2 separate regions of the Homo sapiens genome follow, and region 1 is linked to region 2. A link is a loop called in an ENCODE intact Hi-C map of the cell type or tissue named here. Cell type or tissue: mammary epithelial cell. All regions are shown on one strand. Links, peaks and the distances in the headings refer to the core of each region. The heading gives the core; the rest is flanking DNA.

Region 1 (8,287 bases), core at 1-8,000, 48 kb after region 2:
ACAGCGATGCCAGCAGTCATGCAAATGCTGCAAAGCACACTCAGGACAGCGCAAGGGTCAACCCCCAGGATGGCACCAACACACTAACTCGGATAGCGGAAAATGGGGTTTCAGAAAGAGACTCAGAAGCGGCGAAGCAAAACCACGTCACTGCCGACGACTTTGTGCAGACTTCTGTCATCGGCAGCAACGGATACATCTTAAATAAGCCGGCCCTACAGGCACAGCCCTTGAGGACTACCAGCACTCTGGCCTCTTCGCTGCCTGGCCATGCTGCAAAAACCCTTCCTGGAGGGGCTGGCAAAGGCAGGACTCCAAGCGCTTTTCCCCAGACGCCAGCCGCCCCACCAGCCACCCTTGGGGAGGGGAGTGCTGACACAGAGGACAGGAAGCTCCCGGCCCCTGGCGCCGACGTCAAGGTCCACAGGGCACGCAAGACCATGCCGAAGTCCGTCGTGGGCCTGGTAATTTTGTGTCTTCTCTTGCTGTTTCCTTTTTCCCATCTCTTTTGTTTTAATAACGGCAAATGGACTTTGGTGCATTGAGGAGAAGCCAGTAAGTGTCAGTGGTTATCCGACAGGGCCTATGAGGAGCTAGGAGAAGGCCGGGAGCAGTGGCTTACAGCTGTTATCGCAGCACTTTGGGAGGCTGAGGCGGGTGGATTGCTTGAGCCTAGGAGTTTGAGACCAGCCTGGGCAGCGTGGCGAAACTCAAATGCAAAATTTTGTAAAAAATGCAAAAATTAACTGGGCATAGTGGTGCGTACCTGTAGTCCCAGCTACTCAGGAGTGTGAGGTGGGAGGATTGCTTGAGCCTGGTGGAGACTGCAGTGAGCCCGGATCACCTCACTGCACTCCAGCTTGGGCACCAGAGTGAGACCCTGTCTCAAAAAAAAAAAAAAAAAAAAAGAGATGCTGCTAATGCCTTGTGCGTGAGTGACAAAGCGGAGTGATGCCAGGTGACGCCTCGCTTCCTTCTTGTGCTTTCTCTTCTCACAGGATTCTGTTGCTCTCTGTAGAAACGTGTCAGATCCTTTCAAGGAGGCCACGGCCTCTTCTGCTTTGGACATTGGGGCTTTCACTCCAGCTAGGGAAGACTCAGCCCTGACCCTGTTTCATTGAGAAGTGAATAGAAATGAACTTGGTTAGGGCCAGAATGTCACAGAAGTGAGGGGCAAAGGGCCACCTGGAGACATGCCGAGGTCTCCCTCCCAACCCTGAGCTGCTGGGCTCAGCCGTACCTTGAGAGCAGAATGAGTCTTGAATCCTGAGCGCTTCACACACAGGGCGCGCCCACCCCTCGCATGCACCATGATTTTCACACGCAGGGTGCGCCCACCCCTCACGCACTGTGATGATTTTCACACACAGGGCGCGCCCGCCCCTCACGCACCGTGATGATTTTCACACACAGGGCGCGCCTGCCCCTCACACGCACCGTGCTGATTTTCACACACAGGGCGCGCCCGCCCCTCACGCGCACCGTGCTGATTTTCACACACAGGGCACGCGTGCTTCTCACACATGCTGTGCTGGACTGATCACCAGATCTTACGTGGTGCATACACGATACAGGTTTTCAAAGTGTTCATGGTGCTTTTAGTGTGCTCTCTCAGTTTGATGTGAATTTGGGTGTAAGTTCTAGGTTTGTGATCACATTCCCGTGGAATTTTCTCTCTCTGACATTGCTGGTGAACATTCTGACAGCACTTTCTTGTCATTTGTTTGTAGATCGTTTGCTCTTTCCCCTCAGCCACTGTTTAGGGCTTCACAGCCCTGTCAATTGGAGGATTTGTGTCTTCAGCTCCAGAAGGATGCTCTGTATGAGTTTTCTTCTGTTTTCTTCCCATGGAGCTCCTCTTAAATGGCCGGCTCTTCTGTCCTCCTGGGCAGTTCTCTGTCTGTTTCCAGCTTCCTTACTGGTTCCTCAGCCCTTCCCCTTCTTGCTGTTCATCCCATATATTGATATATTTTATTCTGACATAAATTTTTTTCATGCCCAGTATCTCTGATTAGTTCTCTCTCTTTTTCTTTTTCTTTTTCTTTTTTTTTTTTTGAGACGGAGTCTTGCTCTGTCACCCAGGTTAGAGTGAAATGGCGCGATCTCAGCTCACTATAACCCCCGCCTCCCAGGTTTAAGTGATTCTCATGCTTCAGCCTCCCAAGTAGCTGGGACTACAGGCGCCTACCACCACACCTGGCTAATTTTTGTATTTTTAGTAGAGATGAGGTTTCACCATGTTGGCCAGGCTGTTCTTGAACTGACCTCAGGTGATCCATGCGCCTCGGCCTCCCAGAGTGCTGGGATTACAGGTGTGAGCCACCGCGCCCGGCCTGATTAGTTCTTTTAATTTAAAAAATACTGAATTCTATCTTGCGTTATCTTTCAAAAGACGGTGATTATAATTCTTCTATAATCTCTGTTGTAAATTCTGATTCCTCAAGTGGGGGTTCTCTTGGACTTGACACCTCCTGTTTGTGACTTTTTTTTCCTCTCAGATTTAGCTTTTTCCCCCACCAGGGTGTCTCCATCTTTGTTTCTGTCATAGTGTCTCAGCCTGACTATGAGTGCTGTGTGCGTTTTCTGTGGCCTGTCTGCAGTGACCACAGTGGGTGGTGGGCACACTGTGGGGCTGGACTGCTGGCTCCTCAGGGGGTGGTGGGTGCGTTGTGGGCCGGACTGCTGGCTCCTCAGGGGCCCACAGCTGCTGGGTGTTGCGTCCTCTCCTAGGACAGATAAGGCGGGCACCTCGTGGTGCGGACAACTGCCCTAGCCCTGGGGCTTCTCCACTCCCAGGCTGGCCGGCCTGACCCGACCTCAACCTTTTGCAGTATTCTTCTGTACATGGCAAAGCTTTAGAAAATCTTAAAAATAATTACAGTGTCACAGGAAACTGCAAAAAAACCTTTCACCAAGCTTCCTTCAGTGGTGATGTCTTTGATAACTAGAGGACAATGTCAGACCCAGGATGCTGACATTGGTAAAGTCCGTGGGGCTTACTCAGTTTCACCATCACCTGTGTGCACGTGCATCACGTGCAGGGTGTTCTGTGCAGTTTACCGTGTGTGGATGTGTGGAAACACCACTACAGTCGAGATGCCGAACCCCCTCCACACCAGGACACATGAGGTGCCGAACCCCCTCCACACCAGGACACAGTCGAGGTGCCGAACCCCCTCCACACCAGGACACAGTCGAGGTGCCGAACCCCCTCCACACCAGGACACAGTCGAGGTGCCGAACCCCCTCCACACCAGGACACAGTCGAGGTGCCGAACCCCCTCCACACCAGGACACAGTCGAGGTGCCGAACCTCCTCCACACCAGGGCACAGTCGAGGTGCCGAACCCCCTCCACACCAGGGCACAGTCGAGGTGCCGAACCCCCTCCACACCAGGGCACAGTCGAGGTGCCGAACCCCCTCCACACCAGGACACAGTCGAGGTGCCGAACCCCCTTCACACCAGGGCACAGTCGAGATATGGAACCCCCCACACCAGGGTCCCTGACGTCACCCTGTGTAGCCACCAACCAGACCTGAACCTGTGCCAGCCTCTCATCTGCAGATTCCATTTTTATAATTTTGTCATTTCTTTTTTTTTTAAGACAGGATCTCACTCTGTCACCCAGGCTGGACTGCAGTGGCCTGATCACAGCTCTTTGCAACCTCTGCCTCCCAGGCTGAAGTCATCCTCCTGCCTCTGCCTCCTGAGTAGCTGGGTTTACAGATGTGCACCACCCTGCCCGGCTGATTTTTATATTTTTGTAGACAAGGGATATTGTCTTGTTGGCCAGGCTGGTCTTGAATTCCTGAGCTCAAGTGATCTGCCCTCCTCGGCATCCCAAAGTGCTGGGATTATGGGCATGATCCAACGTGCCCGGCCTATTTCTGATTTTATATAAATGGAATTATAATGTATGTAACCTTTTGAGAGTAGCTTTTGTCACTCAGCATAGTTCTCTTAAGATCATCCAAGTTACGTCATTAGCCCGTCCCGTTCTCTGCTGAGGCCTTGGTGTTCTGTGGGGTGTGGACAGCCTTGTACGTCGGCACTCACCCGCTGAAGGACACTGGGCATTTTTACTTTAGAGCTGCTCGGGGCATTTACGTACACGTTTTGGATGTAAGATTTACTTCTGTGGGTCAAACACACAGGAGCATAATCACTGGGTTCTATGGCCTTCGGGTGTTTCATTGAACGAGGAAATTGCTGAACCACACTCCAGAGTGGCTGCAGCCTTTCACACGCCCACCGGCGATGTTGCAGTGGCCGCCTTTCTCCCCTCCTCGCCGGCGTCCTCGCCAGCGTTAGCTCTTACCCACTTTTTATTTAGCGCTTCTGTTGGGTGCGCTGGTGTTTCCTCGAGGCTTCAGCGTGCGTATCCCTGTGACTGCTGATGGGGAGCATCCTCTCCCAGACTTCTCACACTCACCCCTCCCAGACTTCTCACACTCACCCCCTCCCAGACTTCTCACACTCACCCCTCCCAGACTTCTCACACTCACCCCTCCCAGACTTCTCACACTCGCCCCCTCCCAGACTTCTCACACTCACCCCTCCCAGACTTCTCACACTCACCCCCTCCCAGACTTCTCACACTCACCCCTCCCAGACTTCTCACACTCACCCCCTCCCCTCTCACCCCCTCCCACGCCTCACCCCCTCCCACGCCTCTCACCCCCTCCCACGCCTCTCACCCTCTCCCACGCCTCTCACCCTCTCCCACGCCTCTCACCCTCTCCCACGCCTCTCACCCTCTCCCACGCCTCTCACCTTCTCACACGCCTCTCACCCTCTCCCACGCCTCTCACCCTCTCCCACGCCTCTCACCTTCTCCCACGCCTCTCATCCTCTCCCTCTCCCACGCCTCTCACCGTCACCCTCTCCTACATCTCTCACCCTCATCCTCTCCCACGCCTCTCACTCTTGTTCCCTCCACGCCTCTCACGCTCATCCCCTTGCACATTGCTTTGCTGTCGGTGTGTCATCTTTGGTGAAATGTCTTTCAGACTTCTGCTCGTTTTATGATTGCATTGTTTTGTTAGCTTTGAGAGTTCTGTATATGAGTGTTTGTCAGCTATGTGGTTTCCAGTATTTTCTGCTGGTCTGAAGCTTCTCTTCTTTCTCTCAAAAGGTCTTTCACAGAGCAAAGGTGTTTCATTTTGATGAAGTCCGGTTTATCAGTTTTCTCCTGTGGATTGTGCTGTTGGTGTTGTGTGTGATAACTCTTCACCTAGCCCTAGATCTCAATTTCTCTAATTTTTTTTTTTTTTCAGTCTTACGTGAACTTTAAATCTGTGATCCATTTTGAGTTAATGTTTGTATAAAGTCTGAGGCTTGGGCTGAGGTTGAATTTATTTTTGCCTGTGGATGGCGCCCCAGTCACAGTTTTAAAACTCACGTTAGAAACTGTACATCATTCGTCTCTCTGAAGTTATGCTTTTATTACAGTCCTACTTCCAGGATTTTATTCTCATATATTTTTATTCGTGAGGATCTTTTATTGTCATCCTATTACATTCCTTTAGGGAAAAAAAGCAATTTGAAATTTTTAGAAAATTCTCTGACCATGAGGCTTATTTAAGTGATCGCTTTTTTCTGGATTGAGTAATTAAAGTGTAATTGATTACAGCACATCATTTGGTTGAAAATTAGTGAACATTCACAGGCTGGTCTGTTGTAGGAAAAGAGAACTTGAGTGTTTTGAGGCTTCGGAACCTGGTTTCCTGAAGACTCTCCACTGCCTCTCCGCACCCTGGAGAACTTGCTGTGCTCCTGGGGGAGTCTGCAGGAGAAGGAGGGGGTGGACTGAGCCAGGGCAGGGCTGTGTGTGTGGGCCCCACGGAGGTGGTGCGGCAGAGACTATGGGTGGGAGGGTGCCTGCCCTGCACCTGCGGTGTGCTCTGTGTCTCTGGGCCCCACGGAGGTGGTGCGGCAGAGACTGTGGGTGGGTGGGTGCCCCCCTGTGCCCCCGGTATGCTCTGTGTGGGCCCCACAGAGGTGGTGCGGCAGAGACTGTGGCGGTAGGGTGCCTGCCCTGCACCCGGAGTGTGCTCTGTATCTGTGGGCCCCACGGAGGTGGTGTGGCAGAGACTATGGGAAGGTGGGTGCCCCCCTGTGCCCAGGGTGTGCTCTGTGTCTGTGGTTCTGGGCCTGAGCCCGGGGTGTGTCTGTGTCTGTGGTTCTGGGCCTGAGCCCGGGGTGTGTCTGTGTCTGTGGTTCTGGGCCTGAGCCGGGGGTGTGTCTGTGTCTGTGGTTCTAGGCCTGAGCCCGGGGTGTGTCTGTGTCTGTGGTTCTGGGCCTGAGCCCGGGGTGTGTCTGTGTCTGTGGTTCTGGGCCTGAGCCGGGGGTGTGTCTGTGTCTGTGGTTCTGGGCCTGAGCCCGGGGTGTGTCTGTGTCCGTGGTTCTGGGCCTGTGCCCGGGGTGTGTCTGTGTCCGTGGTTCTGGGCCTGAGTCCGGGGTGTGCCTGTGTCTGTGGTTCTGGGCCTGAGCCCGGGGTGTGCCTGTGTCCGTGGTTCTGGGCCTGAGCCCGGGGTGTGCCTGTGTCTGTGGTTCTGGGCCTGAGCCCGGGGTGTGTCTGTGTCCGTGGTTCTGGGCCTGAGCCCGGGGTGTGTCTGTGTCCGTGGTTCTGGGCCTGAGCCCGGGGTGTGTCTGTGTCCGTGGTTCTGGGCCTGAGCCCGGGGTGTGCCCTGTGTCTGTGGTTCTGGGCCTGAGCCCGGGGTGTGCCCTGTGTCTGTGGTTCTGGGCCTGAGCCCGGGGTGTGTCTGTGTCTGTGGTTCTGGGCCTGAGCCCGGGGTGTGTCCGTGTCTGTGGTTCTGGGCCTGAGCCCGGGGTGTGTCCGTGTCTGTGGTTCTGGGCCTGAGCTCGGGGTGTGTCTGTGTCTGTGGTTCTGGGCCTGTGGCCCGGGGTGTGCCCGTGTCTGTCTGGGCCTGTGGCCTCTCCACCCTTCAGGATTTCCTGCCACCCCAAACCCAATTTAGTCTTGTTTGGTATTTTTTTAAAGCCACAATTTATTGAAAATTACGTTTTAAAAAGTCATTCCAGTGATAAAACGAATGTTGCAGGCTTTAATAAATCCAATATTCTCATAAAAGTTTAAACATGAAGGTGTTGTCACGGCTGCAGTCTCACGATCCCGTGGCCAGAACCAAGGGATTTGGACCCTGTATCCAGCGTTAATCCCCATCATAAAGCCCCAGCTCAGAGCGAGGCCTGCTCACTGGCAGCTTCACTGTTGTTAGGGCAAAGAAAGTGGAAGTCGCCGGAAGGGAACATTTTTTTCTACCTGGAAATGCTTGTTACTGTGACCTGGTTGGCAGCTCCATTTCCTTGTAAATTGTGCCCACTCCAGGAGGCGTCAGCATGGGGCCCCTTGTTTTTCTCTCTGTGTGTGTGTTTCCACACCTCACCTCCTGGTACCCACTCTAGGCTCTAGTTGCTGGGAGAGAGGTGGTGCCTGTTGGTCTGCACTGGAGGTGGTTCTTAGCAATTGTGTGAAGAAGTGCTGCTAAGTGTCCTACTGTGTGACTCACCCTGGTGCACAGCCCACCGCCCCACCCCCGCCCTGCCAGGAGGGAGGAGCCTCAGCGAAGGGGCCTCCCGCCCCCACAGGAGGGAAGAGCCTCGGGGAAGGGCTGCCCTCCCAGAGCCAGGCCCTGTGGAGATGGGATGGGCCGGCCGTGCTGCCTCCATGGCTAGGTCTTTCCTTGTGCTTTGTTAGGTAACAAGAGTCCCAACAAAACCTAAATCTAGAATTCTCACCTCAGTTAAGCCATTCTTAGTCTTACTGTTGAGATTCTTGAAAATAACCTTTTAAATTAAAGAATAGGTGTGTGTACCTCGGCAAGAATTAGCCTCACATGGCTATTTTCTCTTCAGGTTTTGTTTTTGTACCTTCATCAATATGTACTTTGAAAGCGCATTTTGTGTTTGTAAGCACCAGCTGAAGGGGAGAGCCACGTGAGCCAAACAGCCTGGTCGGTGGTTTGTAGGTGACATAAAGGGGGACCGACTCCTGAGTTCTAACAGTGGCTTCACTGCAGTCAAACCTGGTGTGCTGGAGAAAGACCAAGAAACGTTATACAGCAGACGTGTGGCATTCGTGTGGTAGACTTGTGGCATTCGTGTGGCAGACGTGTGGCATTCGTGGGGCAGACGTGTGGCATTCGTGGGACAGATGTGGCATTCGTTGGGCATTCGTGTGGCAGGCTTGTGGCATTCGTGGGGCAGGCGTGTGGCATTCATGGGGCATTCGTGTGGCAGACGTGTGGCATTAGTGTGGCAGG
Region 2 (8,321 bases), core at 201-8,200:
TCTCGCCATTCTTGTGCCTCAGCCTCCAGATTAGCTGGGACCACGTGCGTGCGCCACTGACCCCCGCTAATTTTTCTATTTTTAGTACAGACGGGGTTTCACCATGTTGGGCAAGATCGTCTTGAACTCCTGATCTCAGGTGATCCGCCTGCCTAGGCCTCTCAAAGTGCTGAGATTACAGGCGTGAGCCACTGTTCCCGGCCTAGAAGTAGGTTCTTGATGTATCCTTCATGTCTCGTCTTCCCTCTCGCACCCTGCACCCTTCTCGCCCAGTGCTTACTGCTTGCTGGGTGCTGGTCTCCTGCTTAAAGAGCAGACTGAGGACCCCTGGAAAGACGCCCCCACAGCACGTGGACCCCACACCACCCAAGACGCTCCCACAGCACGTGCACTGGACTCCACCCAAGACGCCCCCCACAGCACGTGCACTCCACGACTGCACCCAAGACGCCGCCCACAGCACGTGCACTCACCTCCACCCAAGACGCCCCCCACAGCACGTGCACTGGACTCCTCCCAAGACGCCCCGCACAGCACGTGCACTCGACTCCTCCCAAGACGCCCCGCACAGCACGTGCACTCACCGACTCCACCCACTGTCTACCCAGGGCGCAGCCGCTCCAGCAGCTCTTCCCTGGCCCCTCCCCCACCTTCACTTTTTGCTCTCTTCGGAGCATTCATTGCCTTTAGTACACAGACTTGTGTCCCTATGTAAAAAAAAGCTTTGCTTTTGTTTTTTCTCTTTTTTTAAAAAAAAATTAATCTCCTTATGTTGTCCAGGCTGTTCTTGAACTCTTGGCCTTAAGTGATCCTCCCATCTGGGCCTCTCAAAGCGCTGATATTACAGGTGTGAGCCATGATGCCTGGGCCAAAAAGATTTTTTTGGAGACGGAGTCTTGCTCTGTCGCCCAGGGTGGAGTGCAATGGCGTAATCTCGGCTCTCTGCAACCTCTGCCGCCCGGGTTCAAGCAATTGTTCTGCCTCAGCCTCCCCACACAGCCTCAGCTGGGTTTACAGGTGTGTGCCATCACGCCCAGCTAATGTTTTTGTATTTTTAGTAGAGATGAGGTTTCACCTTGTTGGCCAGGCTGGTGTCTAACTCTTGGCCTCAAGTGATCCGCCTGCCTCAGCCTCCCAAAGTGCTGGGATTACAGGCGTGAGCCACCGCGCCTGGGCTGAAAAAAGCTTTTCTTGATCCTGCTTCCCACCAGCTTCACGTCAGTTCTTTGCCCTTCTTTGCGCCAAACTCCTCCAAAGATTTGTGTTTTTTTCATGGTGTGTGCATCCTCCCTCATTCTCCCTTAGATCCTTAGTCAGACCTTGCACCTCCACCCCCAGGGCAACAAAACCATCCTGGTTAAGGTTTCTGTCGGTAGCCTTCCTCCCTTGGCTAGTCCCCTCTCCTGCCCTGACCCGGTAGTGTCCTCACTTAGTCCTTGGGCCTTGCTATCCTGCCCCCTCCCCCCGGTGCTGGGTGCAGCTCAGCCTCTGGACTCTGGTGTCCTGTGCCCACGTGCGAGCTCCGTTTCCTGCTCCCTTCATGGCTTCCCATCTGCCTCCCTCCTCTTTGCCCTTCTTGCAGGTGCTTCTGCCTTCTGACTTCCTCAGTCTCCCATCTGCGCCTCTCTCTTCTGACTGGTTTCCCTGGCCACCTGTCCTTCTGGGGGCAGGTCTGCAGCATATCAGCCCAGGGAACCAGTTAGTCCTCACTGAGGCCCTGCCCCTCCTGGCTCCAGTTCCTACGGGCCTGTCTGCGCGTCTTCCTCGTGTAGCCTCCCTGGGGTCTAGCGGGGCTTAGCGCTCTCCTGGGGGCTGTGTCCAGGGGAAGGAGAAGCCAGAGCTGCCTTTCCATTCTCTGTCCGCTCGCCTTTGCCGCCGTCTTCCTTCTGGGAGGGCTTTCTCGGAGTGCAGGCTACCTTTTCTCTTTCTTGCTGCCCTACCTCCTGTGGCCACACCCTCTGGCCTGTGGGTCTTGGCTTGGCTTTGTCATCGTCCACTGTTGTGTGACTCTTGTTCCAGGGTAAGCCGCTGTGCACGTGGTTGAATGTAACAGAGGGCTGTCCCGGGCCGTGAGCTGTGTCAGAACTCTGAACCCTTCCAGGGCCACCGTGTGCTTGACTTACAGATTAGTGAGGGTGTCTTGCCTATAGTTAACTGTTTTCCCGTATAATTATTCTGTTAACCCTTTTATAGCTAATAAGTGAGCGGAAATTCTTAATTTTTTTTCATTCAGTGTAAGAAAAAAGCAGAAGGAAATATACAAAAAGTTAACTTGGTTATTTCTGAATTGTGGGATTGCCAGTGATTTTGTATGTTTTGGAATATAATAAAGTTTTTTTACAGAGAGCATGTATTAGCTTTACAGTAAGAAAAAATTAATGGAAACCCTCATTTATATGTAACAATTCATATGATTAACGCTTATCACTTAAGAAAACATATAGTAAAAACCTGAAGGGAAGATGACCCTGAAGTTAGATAATGCCCTGTCAAAACAAAGCGACCCAAAGACCCGAAGAGTTGGATCCTTTTCTTTCTTTTTTTTTTTTTTTTTTTTTCGAGACAGAGTTTCGCTCTGTCTTCCAGGCTGGGGTGCAGTTGTGTGACCTTGGCTCATTGCAACCTCTGCCTCTCGGGCTCAAGCTATTCTCCCACCACAGCCTCTCAGGTAGCTTGGACTACAGGCGTGTGCCACCATGCCCAGCTAATTTTTTGGGTATGTTTTGTAGAGATGGGGTTTTGCCGTGTTGCCCAGGCTGAGCTTGAATCCCTGAGCTCAAGCTTTCCACCAGCCTTGGCCTTCCAAAGTGCTGGGATCACAGGCATCAGCCACTGTGCCTGGGCCTGAATCCTATACTTGGAATCCTGATGAAATAAGGACCCCAACCCTGCAGTGCTGTGGTCCAGGCCTTGCCCCGACATGTGGCTGTGGAGAGGCCGTGGCCCCTTAGTCCTTGTGTTCGTGCTGCGCCCCTTCTCCCTGCACTCAGTGAAGCTCCCCCAGCACTTCCTGTCCAGCAGACATGACAGTGCAGAGACCCCAGGATTCTTCCAGGGCTCCGGCTACATACAGATGTGAAGCATTATTTACCTTTCGCTCTCATTCTGTGCTGAGTGTCAGGCACGAGATGTGTGATAGTGCCATAGAGGGCGTGCAGCAGGCGGTGTGAGCATCTGGCTCTGCTGACTGGAAAAGATAGGTGCACAAATGTAAAACCGTATCACTTTTGTTTCTTTTTTTAAAAGAATACTTCATTTTCATAAAGTGTTTTATGTTAACGCGTAGTAGGTTTATTGTTATTTGTACAGGAGGTTTTGACAAATGGTAAAACTAACTTGATGCCATTTTCATAAAGTATTTTATGTTAACATGTAGTAGGTTTATTGTTATTTGTACAGGAGGTTTTGACATAGTAACACTAACTCGGTGGCATTTTCATAAAGTAAATTTTATGTTAGCACGTAGTAGGTTTATTTTATTTGTACAGGAGGTTTTGACATGGTAACACTAACTTGGTGCCATTCTGGCAACTCGTGGACAAAATCCCTTTGGGGTACTCAGTGTGTTTAGAGTGTGACGTGGTCTTGAGAATGAAAAGTTTGGGAATTGTTGTTTTACCGTAAACCAAAGCGCCTGGCGCAGTACTGCAGTGAACTAACCAACCAACCAACCAGTTTCTGCCTCTCGTAGAGCTGACATTCTGATTGGGGATAAGTTTCACATTTTTGTGTCATATCCTTCAAAATAGTCAACTCCTTAGGTTTAATGTCTTTTTATCAACATGGAGATTTTGAATGAAATTCAGCCATGAGTGTGTGTTTGTTTTCCCATGCTATCTCAATCGTATTACAGAGCAGTGTTGTGGAAACATTTAAAAAACAATCTCTGACATGAGTAGGAATGTGGTCTTCTACCAGGAACTTTACCGATTGCAGAGAATTTATTAATATTACTACTATACCTTGTGGTTTTCTGCATGCAGGTTTAAGCCTGCATTTACACTTCTAACCACAAGGTGGTGCTTTTGTTCTAGGTCCGAAGGCTGACACCGGGCTGGATGGAGCTTGAGAACCAGTTTTATATGGGTTGCTTTTTTGCCAATTTAAGATGATTCTGCTTTGAAGTGCTTAGCAAAGAACCTTACCTTCCTTTTGCATCAGGGTTGTCTCATCTTAGAGTGACATCCTAGAGTGTGTAGGAACCTCCCAGCAGGTGTTTATTGAGCACCCCTTACTTGTGTGCTAGTCTGGGTGCCTGGTGGTGCTCAGAGCTGGCCTGGACCAAGTCCCCAGGGGTTTGTGGTCCCTCACCATTCTCGACTGCTGCTTTTATATTTGTTGTATTTCTGATAGGACCGTTGCTCACGTTGCTCTTCTGATCTGAAAAAAGAAATAGGCTTCTCATTTTTTCATGGTGTGTAAGTTCTGTACAGCCTTATTTTTATGTCTCATGTTGTTCTGAAGAGGAGATGGGTGTCCTGGGAGGCAGGGCAGCTGTGTCCAGCTGCAGTGTCCCTGGTGGCTGAGCTGAAGGCAGTGTGAAGCTCCGGCCTCGAGGATGTGCCAGGGAGTGTGTGGAGGTCATGTCTGTGTCCCTCCCTCAGACCCGCACTCCCAGCCTGTGCTTTACACCAGACAACTCCTGGCGAAACTGCGCTGCTGCCCTGCCTGGCACTGGCCCTGCCCTCAGGGAGGCTCTGGCCGGGGCTGCCAGTGTTCATCAGTGTCTTCAAAACTTGTTTCTCACATTAGAAAAATGTTAAGGCCCGTCATTTCATGGTGGTAATTGTGTGAGAGTATGTATGAATTGAAAAGATGGAAAATGACACAATTACTATGAATATAGTAAGATTAAAAAACAGCATCTGTATGTGTCAACATATTACTTAGCCTCCCGGAGCCAATACTAGCAGGACCTGAGAGTCTGTGGGTCCCTCCTAGGGCTGTACTGTTCTCTGGAGCCTGGGGGCTGAGGCCTTGATTGGGGGCAGGACAATCTGTTGTCTTGGAATAGAGCCCAGGAGGCCCAGACAAGGTGCTGACCAGCTAAAGCTGCTTTTTTCACACACTGTTTGAAATACGGTTAGTGGAGAGAGGCAGTGGGGCGATCCAGGGTGGGCAGGGAGACGTTCTAAAACACCAAGGCATTCCTCACAGGGTCTGGAGCGCAGTGAGCTTAGAAAACCAGCACCGTAACACATGCTGCCCTTTACGAGGCAGTGGTGGGGCGAGGGGGGCTGCACGTGTGACCCGCCTGCACCAGGGCCTCCTGAAGGCCAACCTCTCCATCGAGCCCTGTTCTGAGACCAAATTCCAGGTGCCGAAAGACATTAAACAGGATTGTGCTCTTCACTGGCATCTATCAAAGAGCACCAACATGATATAAATTAAAACCCACAGTAAAATCTCTCAGAATTCCGTCCCCTTTTCTGGCTCTCCCACACTCTGCAGGCTGACGGAGAATCTCACTGTTGGCCAGTGTCCCCAGATGCCCTGACTCTCGGCTCCAGCGCTCTTTCTTTGTGTTCTGTCTGGTCTAGAAGAGCAAGTCCAGGTAGCTGTGGCGCCGCCTGTGCCTTGCCTCCTGCAGTCTGCCTACGATTGCACGACTCACCTCTTGATGTGTGAGACCCGCATTTATATTTAATCATCATCTTAGAGTATATTCTTCCAGTAGTTGTAGAATACGTATTTTGTGCCCATGCTAGGTGCCCGGGTTGCAAAGGTGGATTGGGGCTCCTTTTGTAAGTGGGAGGCAGGCTTGTGTGGGTCACCACAGGGCAGCCCGTGATGAGCTGCAAGGGCCATCTGAGCCCCAAAAGCTCGCTGCATAGTTGGAGAGTCGCGGGAAGCAGGGGGAAGGGTGATGGTCTGGGCCCTACTGCTGCTGGAATTTTAAGTAGCTCAGTGTGACTGGCACATAGGATTTCTGACCTGAAAATCATTGGGCTAGGTTAGAAATCTGCAAACTTCTGTAAAGGACCAGGTATGTGGGGTGTGGGCCGCGTAAGGTCTCTGATGCATATTCTTTTTTATTTTTACAACTTAAAAAATTAAAAAAAAATTCATTCTTAGCTTGTGGGAAGTAAGAAAGCAGGCTGGGCTGGATTTGGCCCGGGGGCCGCACGCCTGGCCTAGATTGCTGTAGCTCCTTCTGTGCCTTGTCATGAAGTGTGAACTTGATTCCATGGGCAGTGGGAAGCCACTGAATTTTTAAAGAAGATGATGGTAAGGTCACAATTTTAGAAAGATAATTTTAACTGCAGAATAGATGCTAGACTGAAAAGGGGAGAGGCTGGAATTAGAAAAATGAGTTGCTAGATTATTCCTATTACCACTGACTTGAGAATAATGTGGCTTAAAATAAGGTAGCGGTGGAATTTGATGGAATATTTAGGAGGCATAGAATTTGGTGACCAATAGGGGGGTTGGTGTGAGGGAGCATGAGTAGTTCATTTTCTCTTTTACTTTTTAAATTTTATTTATTTATTTATTTTTGAGATAGAGTCTTGCTCTGTTGCCCAGGCTGGAGTGCAGTGGCGTGATCTCTGCTCACTGCAAGCTCCACCTCCCAGGTTCCCGCCATTCTCCTGCCTCAGCCTCCCGAGTAGCTGGGACTACAGGTGCCGGCCACCACGCCCGGCTAATTTTTTTTTTTTTTTTTTTTTGAGACAGAGTCTCGCTCTGTCACCAGGCTGGCTCACTGCAACCTCCACCTCCCGGGTTCAAGCGATTCTCCTGCCTCAGCCTCCTAAGTAGCTAGGATTACAGGCGTGCACCAACCACGCCCGGCTAATTTTTTTTTTTTTTTTTTTTTTTAGACGGAGTCTCGCTCTGTCGCCCAGGCTGGAGTGCAGTGGCGGGATCTCGGCTCACTGCAAGCTCCGCCTCCCGGGTTCACGCCATTCTCCCGCCTCAGCCTCCCAAGTAGCTGGGACTACAGGCGCCCGCCACTACGCCCGGCTAATTTTTTGTATTTTTAGTAGAGACGGGGTTTCACCGTTTTTAGCCGGGATGGTCTCGATCTCCTGACCTCGTGATCCGCCCGCCTCGGCCTCCCAAAGTGCTGGGATTACAGGCGTGAGCCACCGCGCCCAGCCTAATTTTTTTATTTTTAGTAGAGATGGGGTTTCACCATGTTGGCCAGGCTGGTCTTGAACTCCTGACTTCAAATGATCCACCCGCCTCGGCCTCCCAAAGTGCTGAGATTACAGGCGTGAGCCACCGCGCCCGGCCATTACGCCTGACTAATTTTTTTTGTATTTTTAGTAGAGAGAGGGTTTCACCGTGTCAGCCAGGATGGTCTTGATCTCCTGACCTCGTGATCTGCCTGCCTCGGCCCTGCAAAGTGCTGGGATTACAGGCGTGAGCCACCGCGCCCGGCCTATATTTTATTTTTTTAGACAGGGTCTCACTCTGTTGCCCAGGCTGGAGTGCAGTGGCGCGATCTCTGCTCGCTGCAACCTCCGCCTCCCGGGTTCAGGTGATCCTCCTGCCTCAGCCTCTGAAGTAGCCGGGACTACAGGTGTGTACCACCACACCCGGCTAATTTTTACATTATCTGTAGAGACGGGGTCTCCTTATGAGACAGCCAAATGCCTAGGCAGATAAAAAGGAGTCCCCGGAGAATCTCCGCCCTGCCCCCGCAAGCCTTTACGCCAAATGCTTTTGTGCAGAGGAGGGAACCTGCCCACAGGGGACTGGAGTCCGCATGAGCAGTGGGGGAAGTGGGTGGAGCCACAGGGGACTGGAGCCCACATGCGCACTGGGGGAAGTGGGTGGGGTCACGGAATTCCGCCTTCCGCAGGGGAGGAGCTTCTCTTTTCAGTTCCTGGGTGAGGGCCTGGGATTCCATCTGTGAGATGGGGGTCCTGTAAGCAGGACTCCATCCCGCTTTGCTGAGAATTTTTTTTTTTCCCTTTTTGCCCAATAAAACCTTGCTCTACTCACCCTTTAGTGTGTCCTGTCCTCATGTCTAAATTTTCCTGGTTGTGTGACAAGAACCGGATTTTAGCTGAACTAAGGAGCAAAATTCTCCAACGCTTTTGTTGCCCAGGCTGATCTTGAACACCTGGGCTCAAGCGATCTTCCCACCTCGATCTCTCAAGGTGCTGGGATCACGGACATGAGTTGTCACAGCCAGCCACTGACTGGAGTTTTTTTTTTTTAAGACAGAGTTTCGCTCTGTCGCCCAGGCTGGATTGCCGTGACGCAATCTCTGCTCATTGCAACCTCCACCTCCCAGGTTTAAACGATTCTCCTGTCTCAGTCTCCCAAGTAGCTGGGATTACAGCGTGTGGCACCATGTCTGGCTAACTTTT

Evidence for each region. Hi-C counts contacts between places; a loop is a spot of excess contacts. Peaks named below come from ENCODE experiments on the same cell type or tissue, not always from the same donor. Only the 100,000 strongest peaks of a DNase experiment are listed, where the experiment ranks them.
Region 1: it touches region 2 in a loop (2.5-fold over the local background); 5 of 110 quality-filtered maps call a loop at or near these places.

Annotation. Positions count from the first base shown.
Region 1 is chr9:137,716,719-137,725,005 of GRCh38, forward strand. EHMT1 (euchromatic histone lysine methyltransferase 1) reads left to right here. Exons shown (of 27, transcript NM_024757.5): 3 at 1-464. Among named protein-coding and RNA genes, the nearest start is that of EHMT1, 100 kb to the left of the region's middle. RefSeq lists enhancers at 5,463-6,381, 6,382-7,299. In mammary epithelial cell, for the core only: no CTCF peak of the experiment used is centred there; a DNase peak (open chromatin) is centred at 3,903; H3K27ac peaks cover 1,110 bases.
Region 2 is chr9:137,668,984-137,677,304 of GRCh38, forward strand. All of the region lies in intron 1 of EHMT1 (euchromatic histone lysine methyltransferase 1), which reads left to right. Among named protein-coding and RNA genes, the nearest start is that of EHMT1, 54 kb to the left of the region's middle. RefSeq lists enhancers at 4,454-4,563, 5,688-6,204. In mammary epithelial cell, for the core only: a CTCF peak has its summit at 4,014 (motif pointing right); no DNase peak of the experiment used is centred there.